Regions from separate parts of the Homo sapiens genome. Here region 2 is linked to region 1. Evidence: chromatin loops called from intact Hi-C (ENCODE). Cell type or tissue: heart left ventricle. All regions are shown on one strand. Each heading gives the region's core, and the rest is flanking DNA. Links, peaks and the distances in the headings are about the cores only. Region 1 overlaps LINC02659 (long intergenic non-protein coding RNA 2659). Region 2 overlaps LOC105378275 (a long non-coding RNA gene).

The links. Peaks named below come from ENCODE experiments on the same cell type or tissue, not always from the same donor. Only the 100,000 strongest peaks of a DNase experiment are listed, where the experiment ranks them.
Region 2: a loop joins it to region 1, with 1.9 times the contacts of the local background. A loop is called at or near these places in 5 of 110 quality-filtered maps.

The regions. Positions count from the first base shown.
Region 1 is chr10:43,903,509-43,908,894 of GRCh38, forward strand. It overlaps LINC02659 (long intergenic non-protein coding RNA 2659), which reads right to left. Exons shown (of 3, transcript NR_184145.1): 2 at 1-713. Among named protein-coding and RNA genes, the nearest start is that of LINC00841, 3.1 kb to the right of the region's middle. In heart left ventricle, for the core only: no CTCF peak of the experiment used is centred there; a DNase peak (open chromatin) is centred at 2,123; H3K27ac peaks cover 2,477 bases.
Region 2 is chr10:43,813,305-43,818,690 of GRCh38, forward strand. LOC105378275 (a long non-coding RNA gene) reads left to right here. Exons shown (of 3, transcript XR_945906.4): 3 at 5,203-5,386. Among named protein-coding and RNA genes, the nearest start is that of LINC00619, 29 kb to the right of the region's middle. RefSeq lists a silencer at 3,263-3,463. In heart left ventricle, for the core only: no CTCF peak of the experiment used is centred there; a DNase peak (open chromatin) is centred at 3,209; H3K27ac peaks cover 2,873 bases.

The DNA.
Region 1 (5,386 bases), core at 179-5,178:
AGCAGCAGGATCCAGGCCAGGGTCGCTTTCGAAGGTGAAATCTATTCTGCTAGTCTGGGCAATGGTAGCAGTTTCCAGTACCTGCAGGTGGACTACGAGGCAGTGACATTCTCGTTCCACCTGATCTGTTTAGCACCTTGCTGGATGTGTAGGGCAGAGTCTCACCTCCTGAGAAGGGGTCTGGGCAGGACTGCACAGGGCATCATGCCTTCCACCTGGACCTCTGGGCAGGGCTACAGGCCCTGCGGGTGGACTGGATGCAATTCGGAACATGGAGACAGACATGTTGCATTCCGACTAGGGAGACCTGGCAGAGCTTAGGGGACCCTGACAGTGCAGAGACTGTGAGGGAATCTAGGCTCGTCTTGGGCTGCATGGCCCCCCTGAGCAGCAGCAGGGACTGCTCTCTGGATGGCAGGGCTAAGCCTGCAGATTCTGGGGCTGCTGAGTGCCTACAGCCTAGGGTTGCGGAGAAAGTAGCACCTGACACCGGTTCAGAGGAGACAACCTGCCACTCTCTGAGTTACAGGCTGCATTTCACTTCACTTGAGGGTCCGATTCCGGATGGAATATAGGGCCATTAGAGGCGAGGACTGAGGGTCGGTAAGGCTGGAAGATTTGTTGGAAGGTCAGTGATGTGGCTGTTGACGTGCATGAAAATGAAGATGATGAACCAGGTACCTGACATCCGGCAGTTTATAGACAGCAGATCCCTAAAAGGGTGGGGCAGGAGGCAAGGTAGCTGTCCCTCGATACCTACAAGCTGTGAACAGAGTCCCCAGGACCCGTCCCTCTCTTGGGAACCACAAGCTGATGACTCTTTGGCTCCCACTGGTTTTGCTTGGCTTGCACAGGGTTAAAAGCTGAATTTAAATGTCCTGGGTGGGGCCTGTGTTTTCCAGGCCCACCAGTCCCATCCGATACCCAGACACCTTTACTCAGGTGCGCCACCTGCCTGGGTTGTGGGTGTCTGGGAACTGTCGCGGGAGTGCCGCCAGCCCGGTTTTGTTGTCCCATGCAGAGGCGGTGGTCCAGCCTCAGACTCTTAGCTGCAGGACTGACAGTGAAGTGAGAGCATGCCTTGCCCTTCCCTGCCTCCCCTCTGCAAGCTGTTTCCCCAGGACAGGACCCAGAAATGCCCCCCCAGCAGCCCCACCACCATCCTGCTCAATCTGGAAAGGGAGAGCAGAGAGGAAAAGAGGAGAGAGTTTGTGGAGAAACAGGGTGAGACAACGATTGGAAGTGGGCAGGGAAGACCAAGGGAAAGATATGGCCTTCTCCTGGGAGTCCAGAAGTGATTGTTATGTCTGGGAGCTCCCAGACATGTATTTTCCAGGTCCTGGGATTTTAGTTACAAAGTTCTGCATGAGCTGTGAGTGAGGTGGGCTGGTAGCACAGGGCTAGGAGTGATGGTTCACACACGATTCTTCAAGGGGCTGGTAGAGGGGCACCTCCGAGAGGGGGAGCTTCAGGGCCAGGGAAATACGAAGACCCGAGCAGAGCTGAATGAGTTAGAACAGGGGGAGGTTGTTCTTCTTCACTGCCCAGCCTGCCCCCATCCCAGCTGCCGGCACACGAGCTACTGAGACCCAGGCGTGTGGCCAATCCACAGGAGGTGGGCTGTGAGTGTGAAGTGCATGGCAGACACACACGAGCTCAAAGACCTGGCCTGAAGAGAAGAAAGCAACCGATCCCATTAATAAGTTATGTGAAGGTTACATGCTGAACTGATAATATTTTGGATGTATTAAGTTAAATAAATTATATTACATGATTTTACTAGTTTCTCTTTACTGTTTTTTTTTTTTTTTTTTTTTTTTTTAGTGTGGCTCCTAGAACATTTGAAACTATGTATGTGCTTTGTATCACACTCTATTGGACAATACTAATCTAGGCTCTTCTTAAAGCTCCAGGAGCAAAATATACAAACACAGAAGAAAACACACACGTGCACGTGGACACACACACACACACACACACACACACACACACACTCTAGAGGGTTTCAGGCAGCTCCAGCAGCTGGAAGACAAGACTGCTCGAGATAAGTCTGTTGAAACTGTGATAAATTAAAAAATAACGCAGACCACCCCCGGCCCTTGGGGAGCTCCTGCTAGTGCTCAGTCCCCATTGTGCCAGCGCCTGACTCCTCTTTTCCTGCCCTCGCCTCCAGCCCAGTTCAGGCTGCTTCCCACTTTCTGAACGCCACCACAGACTCAGGGTGTCAGATGTGCTGGGAGAAAACAAGCGCTTACATTTCAGAAATAAGAAATCTTTTTCTCAGGCTTTGGGGTTAATGGTATGAGAGTTTCTGCATTCCAGCTGCTGTGCTGGGTCTCTGGCAGGCCAGCTGTTCTCTGCTCCAATGGAAAACATAACTAAGTAGTCATTTCAGTGTGTAAAAAGTTCAGCAGAATTGTTGGAGCTATCACCATAAATCAGAAATGACTTTCTTTAGGGACTCGATTGCCACTTGATTTAGCATTTCCTGGCACCTTGCCTATCATAGAATGAAGCCATGATTGCTTCCTATACAGAATGTTATCTGTAAAACATCTCACCAGAAGCCCACAGAACGCTGACCAGCCTGCAAGTTTTGATAATCTATGGCTGGCCTTCGTATTGAGAATAAATTTGACAATGGGACCCATTGTTAAATTAGATAATATATTTCATGGAACAGCTTCCAAATGAAAATGGGGTTCATACAGTTTTTTACATATCATTTGTTCCAGAAAAAGGAAAAATGGACTCTGTTCAAGGGAGAAAATTCAGTGAAATATTCATACTGTGAAATCTGAGAAATTATCCTAAGCAAACTACATGCTGACATGCTTTGTTACTGTATGAATGGGGAAATGTGAATCGGCTGAGGGAAGGGTAGGGTGACAGCCGCATGATGGAAATGTCGAGAGTTCCCTTAGCTTAGTTCCTTACATGTAAAGAAGGAACAATGTAGTTGGGAAGGATCACGGGGAAGGTCTAGAAGACTCTCTCCAATGCCCTGTAGCTTTTCCTGGCATGTGCGCTGTCCAGAAGAGAGGCCCAGAGGGGAAGAGGGAGGCTGTAAGATTTGTAGGTAGAGATTCTGCCTTTCACAAAGCCAGGGAGGCACTAACCCCAGCTGACACTTGTCATGGGCTGTGAGCCATGAACAGGCCAAGAACAGGGGTGAACCTCGCTGGCGCTCAGCAGAGAACAAGGGCACTTCCAGGAAACTCCCAGTGGCTTCCAAACTGAGAAAAGAACCAAGGGCAGAGACGCTCCACTCAGGCCATCTCAGAACGGCTTGCTTCCTGGCTCCCGGGGCTGCTGAATCAGCATAGAGAACTGAGAACTCGGTCTTCTTCCCTGCCCCTTCCCTTGGGTCGGAATAACTCAGACCGGGATCCCCACTAATGGTTCTGGACAAACATTGCATTCCCTCTGTAATGTCGAGCACACAGATGAAAATCACCAGGAGAATGAGAAGATAGCACAGTTCAAAAGGAGGAAGCACTCTGAGGAATCAGGGGAAATATTTTCCTATAAAATATAGTTTCTGAAAGAGATGGGAAAATTTTGAGAACACTTCTGATCTGTGTTTCCAATAAACTTCAAATGAGCATTTCTTCTATGAAATTCGAGTAGAGAACCATAAAGAAAAAAAACAAACAGGGTAGGGAAGGCTGTGAGATGATTTAAAAAATGTTCATTTCAGAAATGGAAACGGGGAAGGGGAGAGCAAAATGGACCTTTCAGTAAAAAAGGTTTTATAAGAGAGAAGTCAAATTTGACATCACAGAAGTCAGAGGAAGAGGATAAGAGAAGGTTAATTAGAGAAAATATAGGAAAAGCATGGGCTGAGATATATTTAATTTATAAATATTAGGCATTCCAGAGAAAGAACCTCCAAAAGTGGAGCTATCATTAAAGAACTATTTGGTGGAAATTTTCCCAAGTTAAAGAAAGACTCTTCAGAAATCTAGATAAAATAATGAAGGGCTTTTTTTTGCCTAGACTTACCCTGATAATTTATTTTAATTTCAAGAAAAAGCCCCCACAAATTCAGTGAGGGTCAAGGCGATAAAACTTGGTTCCTGTTTCTTTGTAACACGAAGACAATGATCATCAGTTGCAGAAATGTGACCAAGAAAAGTATGGTGACCCACATGGGGTTTCCAGATAAAATGCAGGATGCCCAGGCAATATTGGGGGCATTCTTATACCAGAAGCGTTATTTCATGTTTATCTGAAATTTAAATTGAAGTGTCTGTCCTGCATTCTCCCATTTTGGCTCCCCTAGCTGCCATGCAGACATTGAGATCCCAGTGCAGAAAAGCTGCGTTCTCTTGTGAACTTGAGAAGTTCAGACCCCATGTGAGGGTCTGGACAGACAACAGCCACAAAAAAATGCAAACAAGAAACATCTTAGTGAGTCATTTTTAAGCCAACTGAGTGAGGAATCAAAATATCAAATCCAAAAATGGAGAATTCATGATATAAAATACTAATAAAAATAAACAAATAACCTCTTCCCCCCAAACAAACATAAACTATAGAACAAAATTAATGTAATTCTCAATGGGACATTAAAACACAACAAGAATGCCAAAAATAATTTCCAAAAGAGGACACATGGTTAAAAATATTAACTAAGTAATAGTTATCTAGTTCAAATAACCTACTGTATCACTAAAAATTGGGAATTGAATGGCCAGAAGACAAGATGTAAAAGTGGAGTATATTCCTCATATCACACAGAGAAGGATCAATTTATATTGTCTTTTTTTTTTTTTTTCCTGAAGAGGGGTCTTGCTCTGTTGCCCAAACTGAAGTGCAGTGGTGCAATCACAGCTTACTGTAACTTTGAACTCCTGGGCTCAAGTGATCCTCCTACCTCAGCCTCCCAAAGCACTGGGATTGCAAGTGTGAGCCACTATGCCAGGCCTATTTTTGATAATGAAAATTAGAGAAAGTAGATTCCAGTGCATACTTATTAAATGTCATTACTAACAGAATGAAAATAGTAGATGTGAGTTCCAAATCACAAGGGAAAAGTCAGGTTAAAAAAGTAACCTCAATATAAAAGGTGTATTAAAAATGACCATAAAACAAAATAGCAGAAATAAAATTAAGCATATAAATCATGTTAATAAAATGATCAGGATGAACTCTTATTTTGAATCACAGACTCACATTTGGTTAAGAGTAAAATCTAAATACTGCGTTAGTGTACCCAGTTAATCCAAAAATATTAAAAATAAGGCAATGGGCAATGATATAGTGAATGAATCCCAACAAAAAGAGACAGGAGTGTGAATATGAACAGGAGACAAGGTGGAACTCAAGGCCAAAACAGCTAAAAGAAAAAATCCACAATGAAAGAATGACAATTTTGCACACT
Region 2 (5,386 bases), core at 93-5,092, 90 kb before region 1:
AGGAGAAAAAAAGGACTGCAAAGAGAAATAAACAGTATGTTTTATGTATTCATGTAAAGATAGATATGCATGCTTGAAAGAAGACATGAATAGGGCATTACATATATTTTTCATTGAAATATATATATAGATTTTTCTATTAACTTTTAGCATGCTAATGTTTTGCCAATTTGCTTCAGAATTTTTAAGAACAATAATATCAAGCTCAAAAGGCCTTACCCCTTCGTTCCTTCCTGCTCCTCAGCAGCACTGCTTTTCCTTAAGTTGGTATAATTCATTAACAGTATTATTGTATAATTTTACTACATTTGGATATATCCATATACAAATGGAATCATGTTTCACATATATTTTCCTTCTTGATTTTTACATTTGGCCTTGTGTTTTTGATATTTATCCCTGTAGATACATATAGGTCTAATTTGTGTCTTCTGTTGCATGATATTCCATTGTATGAATAAGCTACAACTTACACATGCTTTTCCTGACTGACAGCTATGTTGTGTACATTTTTTTCTTGTTATAAACAATGGCAAAAATCAATGTCTTTGTACATGTTACTGTATATATATGTGTGTGGGAATTTCTCTAGGGTACAGGCACACATGCATGTTTGCATATGCCCATATACATTATATGTTATGCTATGCATACGCACATTTTTATGTGCACAGTATAAGCATGTGCAGATGCACATGTATATGCTGCGTACACATGTACATTCATATGTGTACATGTATACATGTGTGTTTCACAGGTACATATCATGTAACATGGACTAACTGAAGATGCATATATCTTGTGAAACAGCACTTGCCATCATAGGAATAGAATGTATGTATCACACCCACATGCACACACACCTGCCTAGGAAGGCAATTGCTGCATGATACGAGACATACATCTTCAACTTTGCTGGTGGCTGTTGCCACATGACTATTCTATTGATTGTACCACTTGCTGCGCCCACAAGCAGTGTGTACCCTGCTATACCCCACATGACACTGGTACTTTTGGACTTAACAAAAAATTTCTAAGCAATCCAATGGATAATAAAACTTGTATAAATATCCACTGTACATGTTAAAATATATTAAAAATATCTGAAAGTAGTATTCTTGACTCGAAGACTATGTGCACTTCCAATTTTGATTGAAAAATGGATATTTTGTAGGTCAAAAAGGATGAAATATTGGCAATGACATGGAATTCAACCTATTGCCAAGTGGTGCTCCCATTGTGCAGCTGTGGTCATTTTCTTTTTCACAGCTTTGCTGATTCTGAACATTTGGTTTTATGTATTAAGTTTGCTTATACTTTCTTATATTTTACATTAATTTGATCATTATCTTTATCTTCTTACTTTCTTAACTACTTGAAAAAAATTCTTTATGCATTGTGAATACTTATTCATTGCCATGTGTCTTGTTAGTATATTCTCCCAGCTTTTACATTGTTGTTTGATTTTCATCATGTGGTTTTGCAGAACTATGCATATCTTACATAGTAAAATTTGTTCATCACTTCCTTGATGATTAATTAATTCTGGGCATGTGTAGAAAGCCTTTATTTATCCTAATATTATAAAAATACATTATCTTCTGGTACTTTTGTGACTTCATTTATTATGTTTAAATATTTGCCACAACTGCCAATAAATTTGGTATGAGGACTTAGGTAGGAGACTACATTCCTTCTCCTTCCCCTGCCCTGCCCTCCAATTGAGCCTTTTTTTTTTTGCGGCATTGCTTGCTTATGGTGCTGAAATGTTACATTTATAAAATCCAATACTTCCATTTATTCTTGGTTGTGTTTCTGGATTCTGTTCTATTCTATTTCTTTGATTATTTCTGCACTGGAATCACTGGATTTTAATCATTCTAGCCTTTAACATCTGACTGAGCCAAACTTGCTACCTAACCCCCCTATTTATTTTTCTGATTTATAAAAAAATCACTAAGTTTCTAAAAAGGAACATGTTTGGAATGTTTTGTGATTGCATTAAATTATTTATCACTACATGACATATTCTGAGAGTTCCTCTTCCAGACAAAAGTACATCTTTCACTTTACTTCAGTCTTCTTGTTTGTCTCTCAAGAGAGTGGGTGAGTCCTTGCTAAGCAAAACAAAACAAGACCCAGAAACTATAAGGGAAAAGACTCATGCATATGAGTACATAAAAATAAAACTAAAATTCACCAATGAAAAATATGGCAGAAGTTAAATTTAAAAAAAGGTCAAACAGGAAAAATACTTGCCAAACAAGTCAGAAGAAGAACATGTCACTATTGTAAAGCCAGGGATTACAAATCTGTCACCAAAATGCCACTCAGTGGAAAAATTGACAACACACATGGCAGTCCACAGAGAAAGAAAAGACTAAATAATAAAGAGACAGCATAGGATTGCTCACCACTGAGCCTGGAAAAAGGTAAACTGTCCCACATTAGCCAGTGTGGCAAGGTAGGGGGAGGGCCTCTGATGCTTTGGGAGAGCAACTTTGTGCAATGGCAAGTGTGTGGTATTACCTGTAAAGGCAAAAGACGGAACGTACCTAAATGCCAATCTAGAGGGACTTGGGAAAATGCATGATCATTCTTCTCTAAAATAAAATACAACGCAGTTTTGAAAAAGAATGAGTGAGTCTGAATGTGCTGAAATGTATTGTTATAGCAAAGAAACTTGGATTCAGAAGAGTAGGCACTGACTGCTCTAATTTGATATGAAAAGGATACGAACGCAATGAACACAAGTGAATACATGGGCTTACATATGTGTAAGATGTCTGGAGGCCCAAAAAAACTATTCATGATGGTTACCTCTCGCAAGGAATCTGGGGGTCTGGTTGTGAGGGAGATTTGCTATCATTTTTAAATATTTAGATTTTTTTAACACGCGCTTGCCCTACTTTAAATGAAAGAGGATTGGATGACACCTTGAGAATGCATCTGATGTACGAAACATTCATGTTTGTTAAACAAATATAATAGGACATGTCTCTTGGAAATCAATTATGATTTGCAAAGTTGGCCCCCTAAGTTCCTAAGTTTTGTAAAAATTTGAATTCAATTCCATTATACTTTCAAATTTGGGGAGCAGGTGGTTAGCAATCCAGATGTGAGAGGAACTGCATGCCAGCAGTCACTTTCAGTTTTAAGGAGAGAGGCTGACTAACCTCGGTGAGAGGGCCCTTAACAGAGAATGGCGGATGTGGCTGGGGAGAGAAAGCCGCAGACACTGCTTACAGCTTTTCCTGTCACACAGGGACTCTTGCTCAGCCTCTGCTCCTTTTCCTTCGGCCTCTTAGGGATGCACATTTTTAAATGATTCTCTGCTACTCTTCTGCACTGAGAATGACTTTTGTTTCTAACGTTTTTGGTATAAGATTTTCAATTATTTCCTCCGCCCTTTGTCTGACCCAGGTTGGAGTCTATGTCTTCTTCCTAGATCTTCCCACAGTTTTGGCTGTGAGGCCATTGTGGGAGTCCCACAGAAACAGGTTGCAGCCTAGTCACTGAGCAATTGCTCATATATCCTTTGTGAGTTCCGAGAATGCCGAGAGCTTTCCAGAGTAGTCTGGAGATAACATCCTGGACCTGTCCACACTTACTTTTGAAACAAAGCAGATGTGCCATAATTAGTGGTTGGTTCCATATTTTTTGGAAGACGTAATATTTTTTCCTGAAAGAATGCACAGAACAGATGCATTCCACTGCAGCAGGCTGAGTGTTGTAACAGGAACATGCACAGGAGTTTATGGGAATGGAGGTGAAGGAGACTGGGAAGGGTGCAAAGGAGGAGGATGAATTGTCCAAGTGGAAAGTGGTCCCAGAACAGAATTAGAGAAGGCGGAGGTATGACAGAGTGGAAAACAGCCTCTAATGGAATAGGCCAACTAGGTTAAAAACACACATGTAAGAAGCTCCCAGGGGCCTCTGCACTAACAAGGGATCTTGAGGATATGAGAGTGATGGGGATGTTTTCCACTCCTTCCCTTCTGCTAAGTCATTCCCTTTGGGCACAGAGAGACCTGGCTCTAAGGTAGAGTTCCTACACTCACCAGGTGTGTGTCAATATGGAAATCTCTCCTTTTCTAGAGACCCCACTTCCTCATCAGCAAAATGTAAATATTTAGCACCAGTTTCACAAAATCTTGTGCCTGGCACGTAGTAGTTGCTCAATAAATATAAGCTTCCATTTTCTCTCATGAATTCCTTTAGTGTAAGTACTACTTGTTCATCCACTTGGCATTCAAAGTCTTCCGTGTTTTGAATCACTCATCACACAAACGTGACCTTCTAATGTCTCTGAATGCTAGACTTTGACTTTAATAATAGAAATGACTAATAATATCTTAGCAAGACACTTCTAACTCGGAGTTAGATCCTTCTATCATATGCACCCTGTGATGCAGCTGGCCTAGGACCACTATGGTCCCCAAGAGACAGATGCAGAAATGGAGGCCAAGGCCCAAGTGCCTTGAAAGGCCACTAAGTTAGTGACCAGCTAGCCAGGACTCAACCCACTGACTCTCTTGCCTGAGGTGGCTACAGTCCTTGTCCGGCAGGTCATTAAACATCAAAATCACAGGGTTCTTCCTTTCCAAACGTTCTTACTTTTTTGCCTGTGGAAACCTATTCATTTTCAGGGTCCATCTTTTTTTGTGTGTGTGTAAGACAGGGTCTTGCGCTCTTACCCAGGCTGGAGTTCAGTGGTGTGATCTCAGCTCACTGCAACCTCGACCTCCTGGGCTCAAGTGATCCTCCCACTTCAGCCTCCTGAGTAGCTGGGAATACAGGCACACACCACCATGCCTGGCTAATTTTTTTTTCATTTTTGTAGAGATAGGGTTTCTTCATGGTGGGCCCAGGCTGGTCTTGAACTCCTGGGCTCAAGCAATCCTCCTTCTTCAGCCTCCCAAAGTGCTGGGATTACAGGCATGAGCCACCCTATGCCCAGCCTAGGGTCCATATTAAGACTTTTATATTTCAGAATTCTTCCAACACCAGTGTGATGGGTGTGTGTGTGTGTGCGTGTGTGTGTGTGTGTGTATGTGTGTAGAGAGAGAACATGTGTGATCTGAATGTTCTGGCATTTGTGTAGACACCCTTTGGGGATTCTGGCTATGCCTATATAACAATTTCTCCTTCGTGGGAAGAAAGCAAGGGTAGCAGGCTGTGACCGTGCTTTTTGTTTTTCAGCAAGGAAGAGCCAAGCACCGCATGACTCTTGTAGAAGATGGACTTTGCAGACTGCAAAAGGGGAAAGGAAAGGGGCGTGTGATGTTTGTAGGTGCCTTGGTAGAAAGTCCCTCTTTGCCTAGAAATTATTTAGGCATCCTTTTATAATGCTTCTGGAAGAACAGAAAGAAAAATCTATTTCCTG